Regions from separate parts of the Homo sapiens genome. Here region 1 is linked to region 2. A link is a contact called in ENCODE Hi-C or POLR2A ChIA-PET data. All regions are on one chromosome and are shown on one strand. Each heading gives the region's core, a stretch centred on a gene start or an enhancer-like site at or near the end of the contact. The rest is flanking DNA. Distances are from core to core; before and after follow the strand shown. Region 1 holds the start of CHM (CHM Rab escort protein). Region 2 holds the start of HMGN5 (high mobility group nucleosome binding domain 5).

Region 1 (3,967 bases), core at 1,313-3,812, 4.8 Mb before region 2:
GCATTTTCTCCATGCACAAGATTGAAATTTTCCTAATGTAGTAATCTTTTCCATGCCCAGAAAAGGGCATGAATAAGTCCCATAATAACTTTAGAGAAAGAACAGCAAAATATAAGTTGGTAATATTATCCTTCTGAGGATTGTGCTTTCTATCCTTAGGGGAAAAAAAGAAGGTTTCAAACTAAGGGCAGCACAGATTGGAAAATCTATGCTACAGAGTAATTACTTGTTTATTTTGTTTTACCCTACTAAATGTAAACTTCATGAAGACAGGGGTTGTTGTCTGTTTTGTTCATTGCTCTAATCTCAGCATCCAAAATAGTGTCTTGCACATAGTAGGTGCTGAATGAATATTTGAGGAATAAACAAATTAATGAATTGCATCTTCATGGTGTGATTGTCAGAAAATTTCTGAATCCCTAGAAGGTCAGTGATACTCATATTGAAAAGTATATGTATGTAGTTTATATATCTCGTATACATGAACAAATGTATATAAATATATATCCAAAGTATGGTAGAAATACTTTTATTTATCAGGTTTTTAACCATCCATCTGTGGCTTCTCATTATTAGAGAAGATTTTGGAAAGTTTTCTGTGTTTACTCTGAGAAATCCATTTGTTTCCATTTTCTACTGTCTTATCAAGAGTCTCACAAATAATATCTGTTTCACTTCTGATAATACTAAAAACTTGCTTTACATACCAAGGCAAATGACAAAGTGGTTTACTGAACAGTACATTATACTTCTCAGGGGAATCTGTTTTACAGAAAATACTAATCAAAGACCATATCTTAAGAGAGTTGTGTAATACAACTGGATGATCTATAAAAGAAAGTAATGAAACATGTACAATGTTGCTAATGATTATGGTAAAATGCAAGAGAAATGCAGTAAAAAGCGTATCAAAATACATTTTAAAGCATTTTCATGTAAATATTTACAATTAATGGACACTGAACATCTTCTAAATATAAGACACATGATAGTGGTGGGCAGATATAAAGGCAAAGATGGTAAGCACTATGAGGACAGGGACTCGTCTCATCCATCTATTAGGGGAGTCAAAATCAAGTTTGGTTTAGCAAACATTTATTAAATTCCTACTATGCACCGGGCTTAGGTTAGGTGCAGGAGTGAAAAAGATAAATGAGACTTGGTGTCTGTCATGCTGTACAGGGGTTTATAATTATGGTATTGCATGTCTGGGTGTGTATTTTTGTGTGGATATATGGGGATATGTGTACTCTATAGGAATCGTCATAAATGCAGTATGGCGGGTTAAGACAAAGTCTAGCACCATGTAGGGAAACAGCCCACACACGGAGACGAAAGGAGGAGGAGGTGGAAGCCCAGCGACATCCTGGGAATAACTGTTAGCTAGAGAATGGGAAGATCATTCCATGCTGAAAGAACAGCATGAGCGTGGTCAGAGACTGGAAAGAAAACAATGTCTGGGGAACCACAAGCATCTTAGCGGATAGGTGGTGTCAGGGAAGGCCCACTACTGCACATTATCTTTGATTTATTTTGAAACTCTTGTAAAATAACTACACAAGAAATTTCTGTCGTCAAAAAAGTATCCTCCTTCATTCCCAGCATCCTTCCCCTTTTGCTTTGGTGTTGTCAGACAGCGGAGTATTAAATAATCGGGGGCAGGGTGGGGGGCGGTTGGAGGGAAGCGGTGGGAGGCGACAGACCTTGAAGATACTTATGAGAGCTATGTTAGCTGTTAGACATAGACGACCTAAAGCCCCTCATCAGATACAATCACTTTAATATAAAGACCATTTTACCTTAATTATTTCTACGGTAGCTTATGGAAACTAATAGATTGGAAACTAAATGTAAACTAAGGAGAATCTTACATGAACTTATCTAGTTGGTGCGGAAAATCGAATTCAGACTCAACAGACGCTTATCCAGCGCAACCATGCTTTCATATATTTTTTCCCTCCTGTAAAGCAAGGCTAATTTATTGCCCGAGTGGCTGTCTGGACTAACTGGAACAAATACGGACGCGGTGGGAGTTCCATTCTGGCGAAACTAGGGTGAGAGGTTTTTTGTGGGTTTTCATCGAGGAGACATGGAAACGAAAAAGATATGGAATATATTCTGAAAGTATTGGTGTGAAAAACCATGCCTCGAGGGCCAACACGAAAGTACAGAAACGATGGCGGGAAACAGTTTTTTAGGCTGGAATGAAAGTCTCCTTTGTTCACAGAGCAAACCGCCTTCAATTTCACTCCGCTCTCCGTGTCTCCTAACAATTTTGCTTCAGTATTGTCAAGGGGTATCCAAGTCTCCCACATTCATCCTAGCTAACGGAATAAAAATCTACATTTCTTTCCTACTTCAACCCTCCAGGCTAAATGAGCTACAGCATTCAGCCTGGAAAATGAGTCGAGCTTTTAACTTACGTGTAAACATTTTAAATATAATACTGTAGTCGCCTGCCTGGACCTTCCACCCAAGAACTACAACACCCAGAATGCACTGTTTTCTTTTCCGCCTTCCACGGAGGGAATGCCTAACTTGATCTCATTTCCACAAGTAATAGTCACATGACACGTTTCCCGTCAAGATGGCGGATACTCTCCCTTCGGAGTTTGATGTGATCGTAATAGGGACGGGTATGTGTAGCCTGGTGCTTCCTGGACAAAGTTTAGGAAGACTGTCTTGTTTCTGTTTTTTCTGTCAGTGGCGAGTTTTGGGACAAACATCGTGGGTCGAGAGTGGGAGGGAGAACTGAAAGGAAGTGAGGTAGTCCGGAGTCAGCGCGGGAGTTGGCAGTTACAGGGAGGGGCTGGGACCCGCAGTGCTTATCGCCATTTGAGTAGGGGTTGATCTGGTCGATGCTGATTGCTGAGGTTGGTTGCTGCGGTGATTCCTGTTAATTTCCTTAGAGGGAAGTGGATGTGCAGTGTCATGAAATGGAGGGTCGGGATTTTATCAACGGAGACGACTTTGGCAAGACATTATGATTCCTTCCTTATTGATTTCAAGGTGATATTCCCCATCATTTTGTCTCGCCATTTCATAGGACTTTTTCATAGATTTGTATGATCTTAGCATACATCGCAGCTCAGACACAGCTTAATCCTCAGTTTTACAAGAAAGATGCTCAATTATTGCCCATGTGCGTATGAATTTACTAGGGAAAGTAAACGGATTCTATTTTGTTGAGAAACCTAGGGAATTTTATTTTGTTGAGGTAGCCATTATTCCTGCTTTATGGTGCTTAAAGCATCTTGCTTTCTACCATCAATAACTAAATGTGCTGAGAATAAGGTCCTGAGTTCCAGTTCAGGTGTGTGACCTTATCTAACTCTTGTTTTCCCGTCGTTTGTTCTTCATGTTTTGGGTGGAACCAGAAACTCCTCTGCAGTTTCTAGTTGACATATTCAGTGTACAACACGTAGCAGAACACATATGGCAGCAATTTCAATTTTTTTTAATAGTGTAAGGGATGATCATTTTAGATGGAATGAAATAGGTTGTTTGATGGGGTTTTTTACTGTTTGTAGAATGTGGTAGGCCAGAGAAGCTCTGGTGGATGGGACCCTGTCCATTGTGTTAATGAATTCAGTTCGTTGTCTTCTCATACAGCCATGATTAGGAGCAGCCATGTTTTCAGGTTGGGAGTAAAAATAATAGCTACCTGTTTTCGAATGCTTAAAATTTCCTAATCACTGTGCTAAGCACTTTACAAGCCGAACATAATCCTCACAACCTTGTTAGAGTAGTAGGTACTCTCTGCATTTTGTAGAAGAGGAAAAGGGGACTTGGAAAAGTTGTAATTTGCTCAGGATCACACAGCTGGTAAATTTCCAAAGGCCCATTCCATCCCAGGAAAACAGTCAGTGGTTCTGATCCTCAGAGTTGACCCATATTCGTAGAAACAATTGAGAAAACTTGGTTTTAGGTCTTGCTTAGTGCTAGTATGAATTGCTTGAATTGGGAG
Region 2 (4,484 bases), core at 42-2,541:
CTGTTCTTGCCACTGTCTGCCTTTCTCTTGAGTTGTAAAAAGCAGAAGCACTTTCATTTATCATGGATATACACTCATCTTGCACCCCAGTTTATCATATTCTCCCGACAGCTGCTGAAAATTTGTTATTCTAAATTAAGAGTAAGTGAATCCATGAAAGAGAAAGTCCTATCATTTGAAGCAGCAGCAACTCAGGCTGCCACTACACAAGAAGCCACTGAGCTCCCTATCCAGTTCTCAATATACTTGAAGCAGTGAGAGAAATTTAAAAGTAAAATATTTTGAAAGAATAGAAACAGTCAAAATAAGGGACAATATGGGGGGAAAACTGAATCTCGTGTCATATTAAGTTAAAAAAAAATTTACGTCATTGTTACCAACTTCCCCTCCCAATTTGTCTAGTTCTAACAGGCCTTCAAGCTCAAGTTAACCACTTTCTTCTACACACTCTCAAAATAACTCTATTACCAGGGTCTCACTCACCCAGAATAATTACAATGCCTCGGTAGGCCTCCACTCAATCCCCACCAGTTACAGCATGTGTACCCCCATCCTTTACAGAAGTGCACTCCTCCTTGTCTCAGTACTTAGGGCGTATTCATCAAATGTCTCACTCTTGAAACTCACCAGTGTGCGATTTTACTTGACTTCACGTAACCCTAAAGACCGTATAGCACCATCTCCCATCTCCCAAAACTTGGTAGCTTTCGTTTTCCTTCAAAGCAGAAATGTGCCCCCCAACGTCACGAAGCAAACAAAGCTGAACTCTATGTGGAAAAAAAAAAAAATGAAATCGATGCAACAAAGGGAAAAAAGGGAAGAAGAAGGGTGGGATCGGGGATGCATGAGTCTTCCAAAGGAGAAGCTGCCAGAGGAACTTCTGCATTTTAATGGTTCTGGGGCAGCAGAGGACTGGTGTGTAGGAAAACAACAAAGGTGGACTCCCCACTCTCCTTACCGCTGTAGAGCCAGAGGAAGATGCAATATATACACGGATCACCATCCTGGGAACAGCGGCTGCGGTTGTTTGGGTCCTGAAAAGGGCTGTGGAGCAGCTGCAGCAATGGCTGGAATCCAGCTAGGGGCTGAAACAGCGGTTGGCAGAGAAGGGTGGGGGAAGGTGGAAGGAGAACTCGCCAGAGCCCCGCCTCCGCCTTTAGCAGCTTCCACCGAGCTCTCTAAGCGCTGCAGTTCCAGCCCAAAACCCCGGAAGGAACAGGCTGTTTGCATCAATTCTATTTTTTTTTAATAGGGAATCTCGAATAGCACCGCGAGATCTGTTGAAACATTGATTTTTGACGATTCCTTCCCTGAGAAGAGGGCGAGGAGAAGAAGAAAGAAAAAGGAGAACTGAATTGAATTAGATTAGCATGAAGGACCTTTTCACGCGGAGACTAAAAGTACTGCGCATAACTTCCTGCTCAGAAATATATGCAAATAAGAAGACAGATCCTGAAAGAGCAAGCTGTATGTTGAAAACCCATGTTCTCAAAGCCTTGCGCATTTTAAGATTCCTATTACGTAGTGATTTTTCTGATCTTAGCTCGTTGTAGGAATTAGGCACTAAAGTACTGAGCAATGCTGCAGAGTTTTGAAGGAAAGTTTCAGGTTTCCTTAAGCCCAGAAATGGCAGGATTGGTTTTCTTTTTGAATTTTGTGTTTTGTTAAATTAGGGAACCCTGCTTCCGTGGGAATTTGCAGGAGGCCTGATTGGCAAGTTTAAGAATGAAGGAATAAATTACAAAGAAAAGATTGAAAATATTGTGTAAAAAGATGGATGATTTTTGTTTTGTTTTGCTTTTTAACTGACTGAAGTAAGGGATTTGGGAGAACATATTGCAGATGTTGAAATGGTGAAGAGAGAGATCAGATGGTTATTTGTAGCTCTAAGGAAATGAGCAAACAGTTAATAATGTCCAGAGACAGACCATATACTTCAAAGTGTAGTTTTAGGTTCCCAGATTATGTTAAATGAACAGAAAAAAAGGAATTTGCAAGATGAATGAGAGTGGAGAGGAGTCAGTCGCTTGTCCTACTTCTTTTCCTTTGCTGTTTTTCCACTGTCTCCAGTCTAGTGGTTTACTGTCTTTGCCTAGGCTCAGTGCTTACAATAGCTTTGTTAACTGTTCCCTACCCACAGGTTTTCCCTTCTCCAATCTGTCTTAAATACTAATTCCAAATTAATCTCTTTACATGTTGTCCTTAAAACAACCTCAAGAGGTGGGTACTATTACATTAATTTTACAGATGAAGAAACTGAAACTCAGAAAAATAGTTTTCCTAAAATCATATGGTTAGTACATTCCAGAGTTAGGAACTCCAGAGGCCACCTTCTTATTTTTTTTTAATTATACTTTAAATTCTAGGGTACATGTGCACAACGTGCAGGTTTGTTACATAGGTATACATGTGCCATGTTGGTTTGCTGCACCCATCAACTCGTTGTTTACATTAGGTATTTCACCTAATGCTATCACTCCTCCAGCCCCCCACCCCCCGACTGGCCCCGGGGTGTGATGTTCCCTGTCCTGTGTCCATGTGTTCTCATTGTTCAACTCCCACATATGAGTGAGAACATGTGGTGTTTGGTTTTCTGTCCTTGTGATAGTTTGCTTAGAATGATGGTTTCCAGCTTCATCCATGTCCCTGCAAAGGACATGAACTCATCCTTTTCTATGGCTGCATAGTATTCCATGGTGTACATGTGCCACATTTTCTTAATCCAGTCTATCACTGGGACATTTGAGTTGGTTCCAAGTCTTTGCTATTATGAATAGTGCTGCAATAAACATACATGTGCATGTGTCTTTATTATAGAAAGATTTATAATCCTTTGGGTATATGCTCAGTAATGAGATTGCTGGGTCAAATGACATTTCTAGTCTAGATCCTTGGGGGATCGCCACACTGTCTTCCACAATGGTTGAACTAATTTACACTCCCACCAACAGTATAAAAGCATTCCTATTTCTCCAAACCCTCTCCAGCATCTGTTGTATGATTGCCATTCTAACTAGCATGAGATGGTATTTCATTGTGGTTTTGATTTGCATTTCTCTCATGACCAGTGATGATGAGCATTTTTGCATATGTCTGTTGGCTGCATAAATGTCTTCTTTTGAGAAATGTCTGTTCATATCCTTTGCCCACATTTTGATGGGGTTGTTTTTTTCTTGTAAATTTGTTTAAGTTCTTCGTAGATTCTGGATATTAGCCCTTTGTCAGATGAGTAGATTGCAAAAATTTTCTCCCATTCTGTAGGTTGCCTGTTCACTCTGATGATAGTTTCTTTTGCTGTGCAGAAGCTCTTTAGTTTAACTAGATCCCATTTGTCTATTTTGGCTTTTGTTGCCATTGCTTTCAGTGTTTTAGTCATGAATCTTTGCCCATGCCTATGTCCTGAATGGCATTGCCTAGGTCTTCTTCTAGGGTTTTTATGGTGTTAGGTCTTACATTTAAATCTTTAATCCATCTTGAGTCAATTTTTGTATACGGTGTAAGGAAAGGATCCAGTTTCAGCTTTCTACATATGGCTAGCCAGTTTTCCCAGCACCGTTTATTAAATAGGGAATCCTTTCCCCATTGCTTGTTTTTGTCAGGTTTGTCAAAGGTCAGATGGTTGTGATGTGTGGTGTTATTTCTGAGACCTCTGTTCTGTTCCATTGGTCTATATATCTGTTTTGGTACCACTACCATGCTGTTTTGGTTACTGTAGCCTTGTAGTATAGTTTGAAGTCAGGTAGCATGATGCCTCCAGCTTTGTTCTTTTTGCTTAGGATTGTCTTGGCCATGTGGGCTCTTTTTTGGTTCCATATGAACTTTAAAGTAGTTTTTTCCAATTCTGTGAAGAAAGTCATTGGTAGCTTGATGGGGATAGCATTGAATCTATAAGTTACTTTGGACAGTATGGCCATTTTCACGATATTGATTCTTCCTATCCATGAGCACGGAATGTTCTTCCATTTGTTTGTGTCCTCTTTTATTTCATTGAGCAGTGGTTTGTAGTTCTCCTTGAAGAGGTCCTTCACATCCCTTGTAAGTTGGATTCCTGGGTATTTTATTCTATTTGTAGCAATTGTGAATGGGAGTTCACTCATGATTTGGCTCTCTGTTTGTCTGTTATTGGTGTATAGGAATGCTTGTGATCTTTGCACATTGATTTTGTACCCTGAGACTTTGCTGAAGTTGCTTATCAGCTTAAGGAGATTTTGGGCTGAAACAATGGGATTTTCTAAGTATACAATCATGTCATGTGCAAACAGGGACAATTTGACTTCCTCTTTTCCTAATTGAATACCCATTCTTTCTTTCTCTTGCCTGATTGCCCTAGCCAGAACTTCCAACACTATGTTAAATAGGATTGGTGAGAGAGGGCATCCTTGTCTTGTGCCAGTTTTCAAAGGGAATGCTTCCAGTTTTTGTCCATTCAGTATTATATTGGCTGTGGGTTTGTCATAAATAGCTCTCATTATTTTGAGATATGT

Evidence for each region. Hi-C counts contacts between places; a loop is a spot of excess contacts on that map. ChIA-PET counts read pairs that join two places held with the same protein, here RNA polymerase II (POLR2A). Pooled maps may share reads with other maps.
Region 1: a map of CD8-positive, alpha-beta T cell shows a loop between it and region 2 (8-fold over the local background). The contact joins the promoter of CHM here to the promoter of HMGN5 in region 2. A Hi-C loop is called at or near these places in 2 of 168 maps with a recorded cell type or tissue (CD8-positive, alpha-beta T cell and naive thymus-derived CD4-positive, alpha-beta T cell) and 9 of 50 pooled maps. POLR2A ChIA-PET finds 5 or more read pairs at or near these places in 1 of 52 experiments (activated T-cell).

What each region holds. Positions count from the first base shown.
Region 1 is chrX:86,046,153-86,050,119 of GRCh38, reverse strand. It overlaps CHM (CHM Rab escort protein), which reads left to right and starts at 2,562. Exons shown (of 15, transcript NM_000390.4): 1 at 2,562-2,636. The coding sequence starts at 2,588.
Region 2 is chrX:81,198,720-81,203,203 of GRCh38, reverse strand. HMGN5 (high mobility group nucleosome binding domain 5) reads left to right here and starts at 1,291. Exons shown (of 7, transcript NM_030763.3): 1 at 1,291-1,467. It overlaps SH3BGRL (SH3 domain binding glutamate rich protein like), which reads right to left and starts at 1,102. Exons shown (of 4, transcript NM_003022.3): 1 at 959-1,102. The coding sequence starts at 1,003. RefSeq lists enhancers at 907-1,076, 1,197-1,446.